2 separate regions of the Homo sapiens genome follow, and region 2 is linked to region 1. Evidence: chromatin contacts called from ENCODE Hi-C or POLR2A ChIA-PET data. All regions are on one chromosome and are shown on one strand. The core of a region is the stretch at or near the end of the contact, and the rest is flanking DNA. Distances in the headings are between cores, read along the strand shown. Region 1 holds the start of GS1-204I12.4 (a long non-coding RNA gene). Region 2 overlaps LOC107985239 (a long non-coding RNA gene).

The links. Hi-C counts contacts between places; a loop is a spot of excess contacts on that map. ChIA-PET counts read pairs that join two places held with the same protein, here RNA polymerase II (POLR2A). Pooled maps may share reads with other maps.
Region 2: a loop to region 1 is called in a map of mammary epithelial cell, with 2.6 times the contacts of the local background. The contact joins the enhancer-like site here to the promoter of GS1-204I12.4 in region 1. A Hi-C loop is called at or near these places in 1 of 168 maps with a recorded cell type or tissue (mammary epithelial cell), 4 of 37 single-sample maps with no recorded cell type and 4 of 50 pooled maps. POLR2A ChIA-PET finds 5 or more read pairs at or near these places in 1 of 52 experiments (Panc1).

Annotation. Positions count from the first base shown.
Region 1 is chr1:185,645,009-185,650,300 of GRCh38, forward strand. GS1-204I12.4 (a long non-coding RNA gene) reads left to right here and starts at 1,501. Exons shown (of 3, transcript NR_188649.1): 1 at 1,501-1,790. The region is part of intron 1 of LOC107985239 (a long non-coding RNA gene); the gene reads left to right. RefSeq lists an enhancer at 965-1,878.
Region 2 is chr1:185,517,348-185,522,930 of GRCh38, forward strand. All of the region lies in intron 1 of LOC107985239 (a long non-coding RNA gene), which reads left to right. Among named protein-coding and RNA genes, the nearest start is that of LINC01350, 110 kb to the right of the region's middle. Within about 2 kb of position 3,189, at least 3 of the 41 ENCODE cell types and tissues checked have a DNase peak (open chromatin) inside an H3K27ac peak, as active enhancers do; they include mammary epithelial cell, where a contact is called at or near this core.

The DNA of each region.
Region 1 (5,292 bases), core at 251-2,750:
ATATGATTAGCTATGGCATCAAAAATCAGTGTAATATTGGTCCATCTTATTGTAGGAACCAAGGGAAAACTTCCCCTTCACCCTCCAAGGGATCACTAATAATCAACTGACAAAAGACAGATAAGTAGGAGAAAAGGCATACGAAAGTTTGTTTTAACATGGTTAGCACTGGGGAACTTAAGGAGGAAGATTGCCTAATAACCCAATGTGGTACAGAAGCTTATATACTCTCTTCCATAGGGGAGGGGAGAGATGGGGAATGTAGGCAATTCCTTTGAGGGACCACAGATGATTATTAGGGAGAACAGTGAACTTGTAAATGATTCTCTTTGGAATTTGAATGAGCCCTAGAGGCTGGAATTATGTTGTGAAAAAGTCCATCTCCCTGTAGTTGCATTCCTTAGTCTTCTTTTCTGAGACAGATAATGAGATTTCAGAGAAGGGAGGAAAACAATTGTATTTCTCTTAGAAAGAAGATTTCTTGGTCAGATAAGGAAATTCCAGAGAGAGTCCCTCCCTGTGCTTGAGGCAAGGGCTGAGGGACAAGGCAAAGTTAGAGGGACCTTGATTTGCGGGCTGCGTCTAAGGCCTCTTAGCCTGTCATAGCACCAGTGTTTGGGTTATTGCTTTCTGAGCCCCAACGTTATACTCTATCCAAAGGTTTATTTTATTTTAATTTTTTATAAACTCTATGTCCAAACAACTGTAAAACTCACAACATGTGACCTAAGGGTATCATAGTGAGGTTACAGTGACCTAGTAGTCAGTGTGTAATTTCTAGGATTTAAACGGTAAGCTGTTTTCTCTGTGGAGAATGACACTATAGTATACTATTTGGGGTTATGGGCAAGCTAATAGATTTGGCAGTTCTCATTTTTTCCCCTTGGTCAAAAACTACTCAAGTTCTGAATGCAAATAAGAGATCTCAGAGCAGCCTCAAGTACTCAAAACACTGAACATGGCTCTATAAAACAACAGGGTATAATGAGCTATCTTGGTTTCCAAATTGGGTCTGGGATTTTCCAAATTTTACCCCAAATACTGTCCTTTTGGCTTTAATACTCTCTGTACCAGATATATCAGAATGAGAGAATCAAGAGTAAAACAAACTTGCATTTCCCAAACAGAGAATCAATAATCTTTTTGGAAGAAAATTTTAAAGGATATCAATCATTAAAAAAAGCAAGTCTGGAAACGATGATGTGTCACTCATTATGCAAATATCATGCTAACTCATAAGGGTGCTTTTCAGACCAGATTATTCTACTTTCAGACAAGCCCACCATATTAGCTTCATTGCACAATATTTAATCTCTGTCCTTGAAGTTCACAAATTAACTTGCTCTGTGATTTCCTCCTTGTGATAGCCTCTGGCTGTGTTTTTACTGCCTTAACAGCTACTGGCAGGCAGCTTGTCTCCCACATTCACTACAAAGCAAACAGGAATTTGGTCCCAGGGTAATTGGCTGTTCTCCAGCATAAGAATGCAAGTTATTCATGAGCTTTGTGAGCTTGCTTCTGACTAACACAGACTGTTTTCACTAGGGAGCACAGGGACAAAAAGAGTTGTGAAGTTTTGAGTCTTCAGGATTATTCCTTTCAAGTATGTGATAACCTGTGATTCTTCTCCCCAACTATTTTCTAACCGTCCCCGACCTTTTCCACTTCCTTTCATTTCGTAGTGACTACCAGAAATTTACCAAGGAAGCTGCCATGAAATAACATGTTTCTTTTAGAAATACAACTGACTCAATAGACAGCTATGGATGTGCTGTTATTTTGGAGATACAGTAAGTTTACAGAACTTTTAAAATTAAATCTTAAGCAAAATATGTGGGTAAATGCCAAATAGATTGGTGAGAGCCTAGGTTAACAGTAATTCAAAAAAAAAATGGAGAAAAAGACTTGCAGTTTCAAAGATAGGAGCATATATACTTTAAATTTTGAGGTGCTGAATAACAGATTTAAAGTTTACAAAAAATTAAGAGGTTTAAACAAAAATAAAAAAAAAGCTACCCATTCATCATGGTCGGAAGAAAGTAAAAGAGAGAATTCTAAGCTCCTAAAAACAGGGGCATCTAAAAAGATTTTCCTTCTTTATTATCTTACCTGAGAGGTCCATACTGTAAATCTAGATACCATGTTTTCTAAATTATTCTGGAACTACACTACCCACACGACTGTAATATTTAAAATGATTGTCCAAAAATGTATTTAACAGAGACACCAACAAATGTTTGAGACTTACAAACAAGATAAATTTGTTAATTCCTTTAGTTCACTCAAAGCTGTACAATGATAAAAAAACCAAAATATTAAATATACTGTACACCCTGATTTATTTAAATTTTTATTATTACTTGCTGAAAACTTGAATGGAAAGATTTTGCTTTTTTGTAATGCAATTGTCAATGGAAAGAATTAAACTCTGTAAAATATTTGAAGAGATTTATTCTGAGCCAAATGTGAGTGACCATGGCCCGGGAGGTCCTGAGAACATGGGCCCAAGGTGGCTGGGGTGCAGCTTGGTTTTATACATTTTAGGGAGGCATGAGACATCAATCAAATACATTTAAGAAATACATTGGTTTGGTCTACAAAGGCAGGGCCATTCAAAATAGGGGCTTCCAGGCTGTAGGGAAATTTAAACATTTTCTGGTTGACAATTGGTTGAGTTTGTTTAAAGACCTGGGATCAACAGAAAGGAATGTCTGGGTTGTGATAACATGTCGTAGAGACCAAAGTTTTACTATACAGATGAAGCTTTTAGCTAGCAAGCATCAGAGAAAATAGATTGTAAAATGCTTCTTATCAGACTTAAAATCTGTGTTGATGTTAATGCCAGAGAGGTATAATGAAGCCTGTTCAACCCCCACTTCCTGTCATGGCCTGAAACAGTCTCTCAGGTTAAGTTTTAAAAGTCCTAATGTGTCCGGAATTGGTGGGTTCTTGGTCTCACTGACTTCAAGAATGAAGCCGCAGACCCTTGCGGTGAGTGTTACAGTTCTTAAAGATGGTGTGTCTGGAGTTTGTTCCATCTCATGTTTGGACGTGCTCGGAGTTTCTTCCTTCTGGTAGGTTCATGGTCTCGCTGGCTTCAGGAGTGAAGCTGCAGACCTTTGCGGTGAGTGTTACAGCTCTTAAGACGGCACGTCTGGAGTTGTTCGTTCCTCCTGTCCGGAGTTGTTCATTCCTCCCATCTGGAGTTGTTCATTCCTCCCAGTGGGTTCATGGTCTCACTGGCCTCAGGAGTGAAGCTGCAGACCTTTGCAGTGAGTGTTACAGCTCTTAAAGGTGGTGTGTCCAGAGTTGTTCATCCCTCCTGGTGGGTTCATGGTCTTACTGGCTTCAGGAGTGAAGCTGCAGACCTTCACCGTGAGTGTTACAGCTCATAAAGGCAGTGCGGACCCAAGGAGTCAGCAGCAGCAAGATTTATTGTAAAGAGCAAAAGAACAAAGCTTCCACAGTGTGGAAGGAGACCCCAGCAGGTTGCCCCTGCTGGCTCTGGCAGCCTGCTTTTATTCCCTTATCTGGCCCCATCCACATTCTGCTGATTGGCCCATTTTACAGAGAGCTGATTGGTCCGTTTTACAGAGAGCTGATTGGTCTGTTTTGACAGGGTGCTGATTGGTACATTTACAATCTGGCTAGACACAGAGTGCTGATTGGTGCATTTACAAACCTTGAGCTAGATACAGAGTGCTGATTGGTGTATTTACATACTTTAGCTAGACATAAAAGTTCTCCAAGTCCCCACCAGATTAGCTAGATACAGAGTGCTGATTGGTGCATATACAATCCTCCAGCTAGACATAAAAGTTCTCTAAGTCCCCACCCAACTCAGGAGCCCAGCTGGCTTCGCCTAGTGGATCCCATACCAGGACTGCGGGTGGAGCTGCCCGCCAGTCCCGCGCCACATGCCTGCACTCCTCAGCTCTTGGGTGGTCGATGGGCCTGGGTGCTACGCAGCAGGGGGCAGTGCCCGTCGGGGAGGCTCAGGTCGCCAGGGAGCTCACTGTGGGGGGGCTCGGGCATGGCGGGCTGCAGGTCCCAAGCCCTGCCCCGCGGGGAGGTGGCTGAGGCCCGGCGAGAATTCAAGTGTGGGGCAGGCGGGCTGGCAGTGCTGGGGGACCCAGTGCCCCCTCCGCAGCTGCTGGCCCGGGAGCTAATCCCCTCACTGCCCAGGGCCGGTGGCGCCGGCCAGCCACTCCGAGTGCGGGGCCTGCCGGGCCCGCGCCCACCCCGAACTTGCGCTGGCCCGCGAGTGCTGTGTGCAGCTCCGGTTCCCTTCCATGCCTCTCCCTCCACACCTCCCAGCAAGCAGTGGGAGCCAGCTCCGGCCTTGGCCAGCCCAGAGAGGGGCTCCCACAGTGCAGCGGTAGGCTGAAGGGCTCCTCAGCATGGCCAGAGCGGACGCTGAGGCCGAGGAGGTGCTGAGAGCAAGTGAGGGCTGCTAGCACGTTGTCACCTCTCACTAACTGAGGGGGAAGTCCATCCAGATGGTTGAGGGGTCTTAGAATTTTATTTTTGGTTTATGTAATTTATAAGTGAATCAGTTCTTTCACACTTCAGTTCCCTATCCTTGTGTGGCATCATCTCTCTCTCTTGATCATGCATCTACCTTTGGATTGGCGCTTGGCAGTTTCGTGGGACTCTCTGAGTAGACACACGGAGATTTGCAAAGATCTGTTTTACTTAGATGTCCGAGGAGGAATATTAATTAATTTTAGCATGCCACCTGCAGCTTGTAAGCCCAGCATAGTTCACAGATCAAATGCTTGCATTCCAGCTGCTGGAGCTCTAAAGTTAAGTGGTTAGGATTTTTGCCCTCAAGGAGTCCTCAGTCCAGTGGAGAATCCAGATGCACAAACAAACATTGATGATGAAATATAAGTGTAGTAAAGAAGAATGTGGCAAATTGTGTAGGGGTGAAGGGAAAGCTTCCCCTTCACTCTCAGAAGGTTCCGTGAAAAATTCAGTTCACAAAAGGCAGATTAATAGGAGAAAAAGGATACTAAAAGAAACTGACCAAACTTACTTGATCATAGTTTATTTGATCATAGTTTCCCATGACACAGGAGCCTTCAGAATGAAGATTCAACTCCCCAGTGGGGTACAGGAGCTTGTATATCACCTTGAGATTACAGAAAGAACAGGAGCTTGGAGCATGGCCAAAACCAGGTTATGGTGGTAAATCAGATTTTAGTGAAGAGACAGGTTATGGGAGGGAGAGAAGGGGAGGCTTGGCTATTAAAAGTGGTCTTGGTATGGAGATAAAACCTCACAGGTAGC
Region 2 (5,583 bases), core at 1,939-4,438, 130 kb before region 1:
AATCATGCTACTATAAAGACACATGCACACGTATGTTTATTGCAGTACTATTCACAATAGCAAAGACTTGGAACCAACCCAAATGTCCACCAATGATAGACTGGATTAAGAAAATGTGGCACATATACACCACGGAATACTATGCAGCCAGAAAAAATGATGAGTTCATGTCCTTTGTAGGGACATTGATGAAGCTGGAAACCAACATTCTTAGCAAACTGTCACAAGGACAGAAAACCAAACACTGCATGCTCTCACTCATAGGTGGGAATTGAACAATGGAACATTTGGACACAGGGTGGGAAACATCACACACCAGGGCCTGTTGTGGGGTTGAGGGAGGGGGAAGGGATAGCATTAGAAGAAATGTTTAATGTAAATGACGAGGTAATGGGTGCAGCACACCAATGTGTATACATATGTAACAAACCTGCATGTTATGCACATGTACCCTAGAACTTAAAGTATAATAAAAAAACAAAAACAAAAAAACAAAACCAAAACAAAACAAAACAAAAACCAAAAAAACAAAAAAAAAGTATGGATATGAAGATGACTTACTTTTTCCTAAAGTAAAATGACTAGCTATTTAAGAAAGAGGAGATGTAGGATAAATTAAAAAGTCCAAGCATATTGTCAATGGTCTGAGTAAGTCATGATAAGGTTTATGAAAAGAAAATTTATGAAAGAAATTTTGTGTGTGATCAAGTTGGCTATAATTATATGAAAATTATGGATGTCTTTTTGAAGATGAAACTTTAACATTAAAAATACACAACGTAAAACTTAACGAATTTTATTCCCTATGTTATAATAACAAAGCTTTCTTGAAGTATTAATTTGCTCTTAATACAATTGCAAGAGATTTCAATTTTTAATCCTGTAATCTTTCTTTTCAAAACTTCTTTTTATCAAGATAATTTCTACATTGTCTTTATTGGGACTTTGATTACTTAGAAAAACTGAGTTTTAAAAGGATTAATGTTTTTACATTCATGTAACTTCCTGTATTGCTTTTGAAGTCAACTTGACTCTGGTTAAATGAATACCTGTTACTTTACAATGACCTGTGATTATGCTTTGATCACATGTTTTGAAACTTTGATATCATGCAGATTTCCTCAGTATCAAAATCATTTATATTTATGGGTATGTTATTGATATAAATGTTCCAAAAATTATACAAATTCATAAAAATCTAATATGTTGTTTATAATTTTGATTGTTAAAGTTTTTCTAAAATTATATTTGTGTGAATATGTTATTAATGTGAATATTCTAAATATTCTAAAGAGCATGTGAAATTTACAAAAGTCTAAAGGTCCTCGTGTGATGCTGTTAGTCATGATTCTGGTTGTTTTCTTAAAATGCCGCATGTAATAGAAATAACTACATTCGTTTATCAATTAGAAACTTCCATCAGATTTTAACCATGGCTATTCTAACTTTTTGTCACCTACAGTTAATATTTTCAATTCTTCTCTAAAAATATTTGTAATCAACCAAGGTACAAAAATGCTTTTTATTGAAAAACTCTGACAAGTGCTCTTGAACACAGACTTCTGATAACTTTAAGATCAATGGACTAGAACTTTCAGAACTCTAATGAAAAACTGATGTATTCATGAAAATTGCTAACCCAAAACCAAGCAGAACAAAAATTATATAGAACTAAACTGATGGAGGACTAAAGTGATTTTTTATGACTTTTTGTTTGAAACAGGGCTGATTCCTTTTATATTTTGTTTTCCAGCATCAAAAAAACAGTTTTTTTCTTTTGAGCTATTTATATTTTACAGTAATTGGGTAAAATATACTTCTATAAGCAAAACTGAAACATTTACCTTTCTCTCTCTACTTGAATTATCCAGAATCTGGAAATTATTCCTAAGCATTCTTGTTTTATGACAATGTAGTTATTTGTATAAGTTCAATAAGAATCTTTATTTTTTTGGTAACAGGATACAGTGGAAACACTGGTTATTTTTCCAAAGCTTTAACTAGAACGTCATATTTTCAAATAGGACAAAATTGCTTTAAGGAATTGAGATTGAAGCTAATAGACTTGGAAAAATATGGGCCTAATACTTTGTCTACACAATTTCCTTACAAGGTTTCTGACCTTGTGGTAAGTAAAGAATGTTACTTTTGGACAGGTTTGGGAACCTCAAGATATTCTGGGGACCTCAAGAAGAGGGGAAGTCACCTAATCTGTGCTGGTATTACAAGCACCGTCTGATAGTGAATCCTTGGGTTGGCTACTTAGGCTCAAGAGGCTTTTAAAAGTCCAACCCAAAATCTGTTATAAAAAAAGTTACAGCAAAGCTAATTTAAAAGGAGTCTCTATGGCCAATCACTATTCTTGCTGTACTTTACACGAATAACCAAGGCAAATACAATCTGACTAAAACTTATATGGCGAACAAATTGGTCTCACTGTGATTTTTCTTTGGTAGAAAAAGGGACTGGAGAGAGAACTATCATGTTTCAGAAGATAACTATAGTATACCTGTTATTAGACTCTAGCCCTGACTGTTGTTTTTGAGTTTTAAAAATTTGCCCTTTTTTTGGACTGAATACTGGATTATCTCCTGGTTATAACATGTCTCTAAAGAAGAACTTGAAGTTGATTTTCTTCTTGATGATTTTAGTTGGCTCCCTAATGGTATAGGCTCTCTTTTTTCCATTCTGGCATACAAATTCTCCTTTTAATTCTAATCCTTATGTGAATTTTTTGCACTATGTAAATTATTAATACTATGTATGTCTCATTGTTTTACTTCTTCCAAGAAAACAAAAATCATGCAATTCTAAAGATTAGAGATGATTCAACAAGTGAGAGCAGCTATAAATTGATATCTTATTTAGTTGGTTACACTCAGGACTAACTCCTTTATTTTGTACTGGTCTTCAAGTTGTTATTATTATAACCATAACCATAAATATAAACATAGTTGTCATTTTCCTGACTATTAAGTTACTCATTATTTTCATTTCTGCTTGCTTTAGATCAATGTCTAAAGCCAAAATCATGGTCACCCAGCAACTGGCAATGATTCATTATTCAGGAGAATAGCATGTAGTCTTGTGTCCATGACCTACATTCCTAGCAATCTGCCTTACCTGCAGTAACAAGGTTCTTTGCCCCCACTGAAGGATATGACTTTCTGAGAATGAGCTTTCCTAGCACCAAGGAATGAAGCAAGTCTATCACTGTAACCTAAGCAGAGATTGATCATCAATGCTTCTATGGGAAGATTTTGGATCAAAAACGGGAAATAAAAACCAGACGTCACTTTGACAGTTTAAAAGAAAACAGGCTTTCAAATTAATCTGCCTTGGGAAAGTCTTGTGATTCATGATGACACCTTCTTCTTGAGTAAAGAGTCTTGTCTTGAGTTCCTCAAATTGTTGATGTACTGATTAATGCATAGCCTACTGACACTGAAAAGGATGCTGACTCATTTTTGAATTATAAAGTTTTACTAATTGTTTTGCATGCAGACATTTTAGCCTGTACATTGCAATCTGTATCCAGTGATTGTAAACCTCTATATTGCACCCTCCAATGAAAAGAAAATCCAGTATGAGGAGTCCCCCTCCCTTCTCCTAATCTCTCCTATAAAAGTTTTCCAACAGACTTCAAAACACTCTTAACTTTGATGGTGTGTTTTCTCAAGTTTATCCTCACATTTGGCTTTGGAGGAACCTGAATTAAATTATTTTTATCTGAAAAGCCTTAATTTTAATTGACACATTAACTGGATTTTTTAAATTTTTTATTTTTATTTTTTTGAGATTGGCTCTTACTCTGTCACCTGGGCTGGAGTGCAGTGGTGCAATCATGGCTCACTGCACCCTTGACCTTCCCAGGCTCAGGTGAACCCCCTACCTCAGCCTCCCAAGTAGCTTGATTACAGGCACATGCCACTACACCTGGATAATTTTTGTATTTTTTGTAGAGACAGGGTTTCTCCATGTTTCCCAGACTGGTCTCAAACTCCTGGGTTTAAGCGATCTGCCCTCACTGCCTCCCAAAGTACCGCGATTACAGGTGTGAACCACCACACCTGGCCTACACACATTGATTGAGTTTTGATTGTTAAACTAATCTTGCCTTCAGAGGAAAGAGCCTACTTGTCATGATGCACTATACTCTCTATATGCTAGATTTGATTTACTAGTATTATGTTAAAGAGTTTTGTATTTTTATTCAAGGGAGTTATTTTTATATACTTTTCTTGTAATGTCCTTGTCCGGTTTTAACACCAGGTTTATCTTGTTCCCATAAAATGCATTGGGAAAGTTCCTCCTACTTTATTTTCTCAAAGAGTTTGTATAAAATTGATATTTATTCTTCTTTAAATGTTTGATAGAAGTCATGAATGGGACCATCTTAGCCTTGATGTTTCTTTGTGGAAAAATTTAAATAAGTTAAACATCCTTAACAGTTATAGGGCTATTCATATGTTCTATTACTTCTTGCATAATTTTTCACAATTTATATTATTAGTGGATTTTCTCTATTTTATTGAAATTGGCAACTTAATCAGCATAAAGTTTTTCATGATATTCCCTTATTAGTCTTTTGAGGTCTATAGGGTCTGTCATAATGTCCCTATTCTATTCGTGATATTGGTAATTTGTGAGGGTTTTTTCTCTCTTTCTTTACTTGATCAGTCTTCACAGGGTTTATCACCTTAAAATTTTTTTTCAAAATCTATTTTTTTAGCTCTTTTATTTTGTCCATTTCCTGTTTCTCATTTTATTGTTTTCCATTCGTTAATGTTTTCTTTTTTCTAATTAATTTAAATTAATTAGCTTTTCTTTTCCCAGCTTCTTTATTTAGAGGCTTAGATTGTTATTTATAAATCTTTCTTATTTTCTAATATAAGCATTTAAAGCTAGAAATTGCCCTCTAAGTGCAATTTTGACTGCATTCTACAAAATTTGATTTCATTCGCATTTTGCTTGAATTATATTCTTTTGAATATATTCATTTTGCTTTGAATTATATATATAATTCAAGTGAAGCAATTTGCTTGAATTATATAGATTGCTTGTTTGACTAATAGATTATTTAGAAGTAGGTTTTTTAATTTCCAGATTCTGAGGTTTTCCATGTATCTTTTGGTAACTGATTTCTATCTTAATTCTGTTATAGTCGTGGTAATATTCTGTATGATTAAGTTCTTCCAATTCTTGAGATTTGATTTATATCTCATCACATGATCCTGCTAGATAATTGTTCCATATGCCTTTGAAAAAAGTATTTTATGCAGGGTGTTGGTTGTTCTGTTATATAAATATCAAATAGATAAAGTTGGTTGATAGCATTAAGCAAATCTTCAATATTCTTATTGATTTTCTCTATTTATTGTATTAATGACTGAAAGAAGGATGGTTAAAAATCTCAAACTCTATGGATTTGTCTCTTTTTCTCTTTAGTTCTGTGAATTTTTGCTTCATGCAGTTTAAAGATCTGTTATTAGGTGCAAATATATTTAAGATTGCCATATATTCTTAATAAATTGACCCCTTTATCATCATGGGATGTCCCTCTTTATCTCTGTTAATATTCCT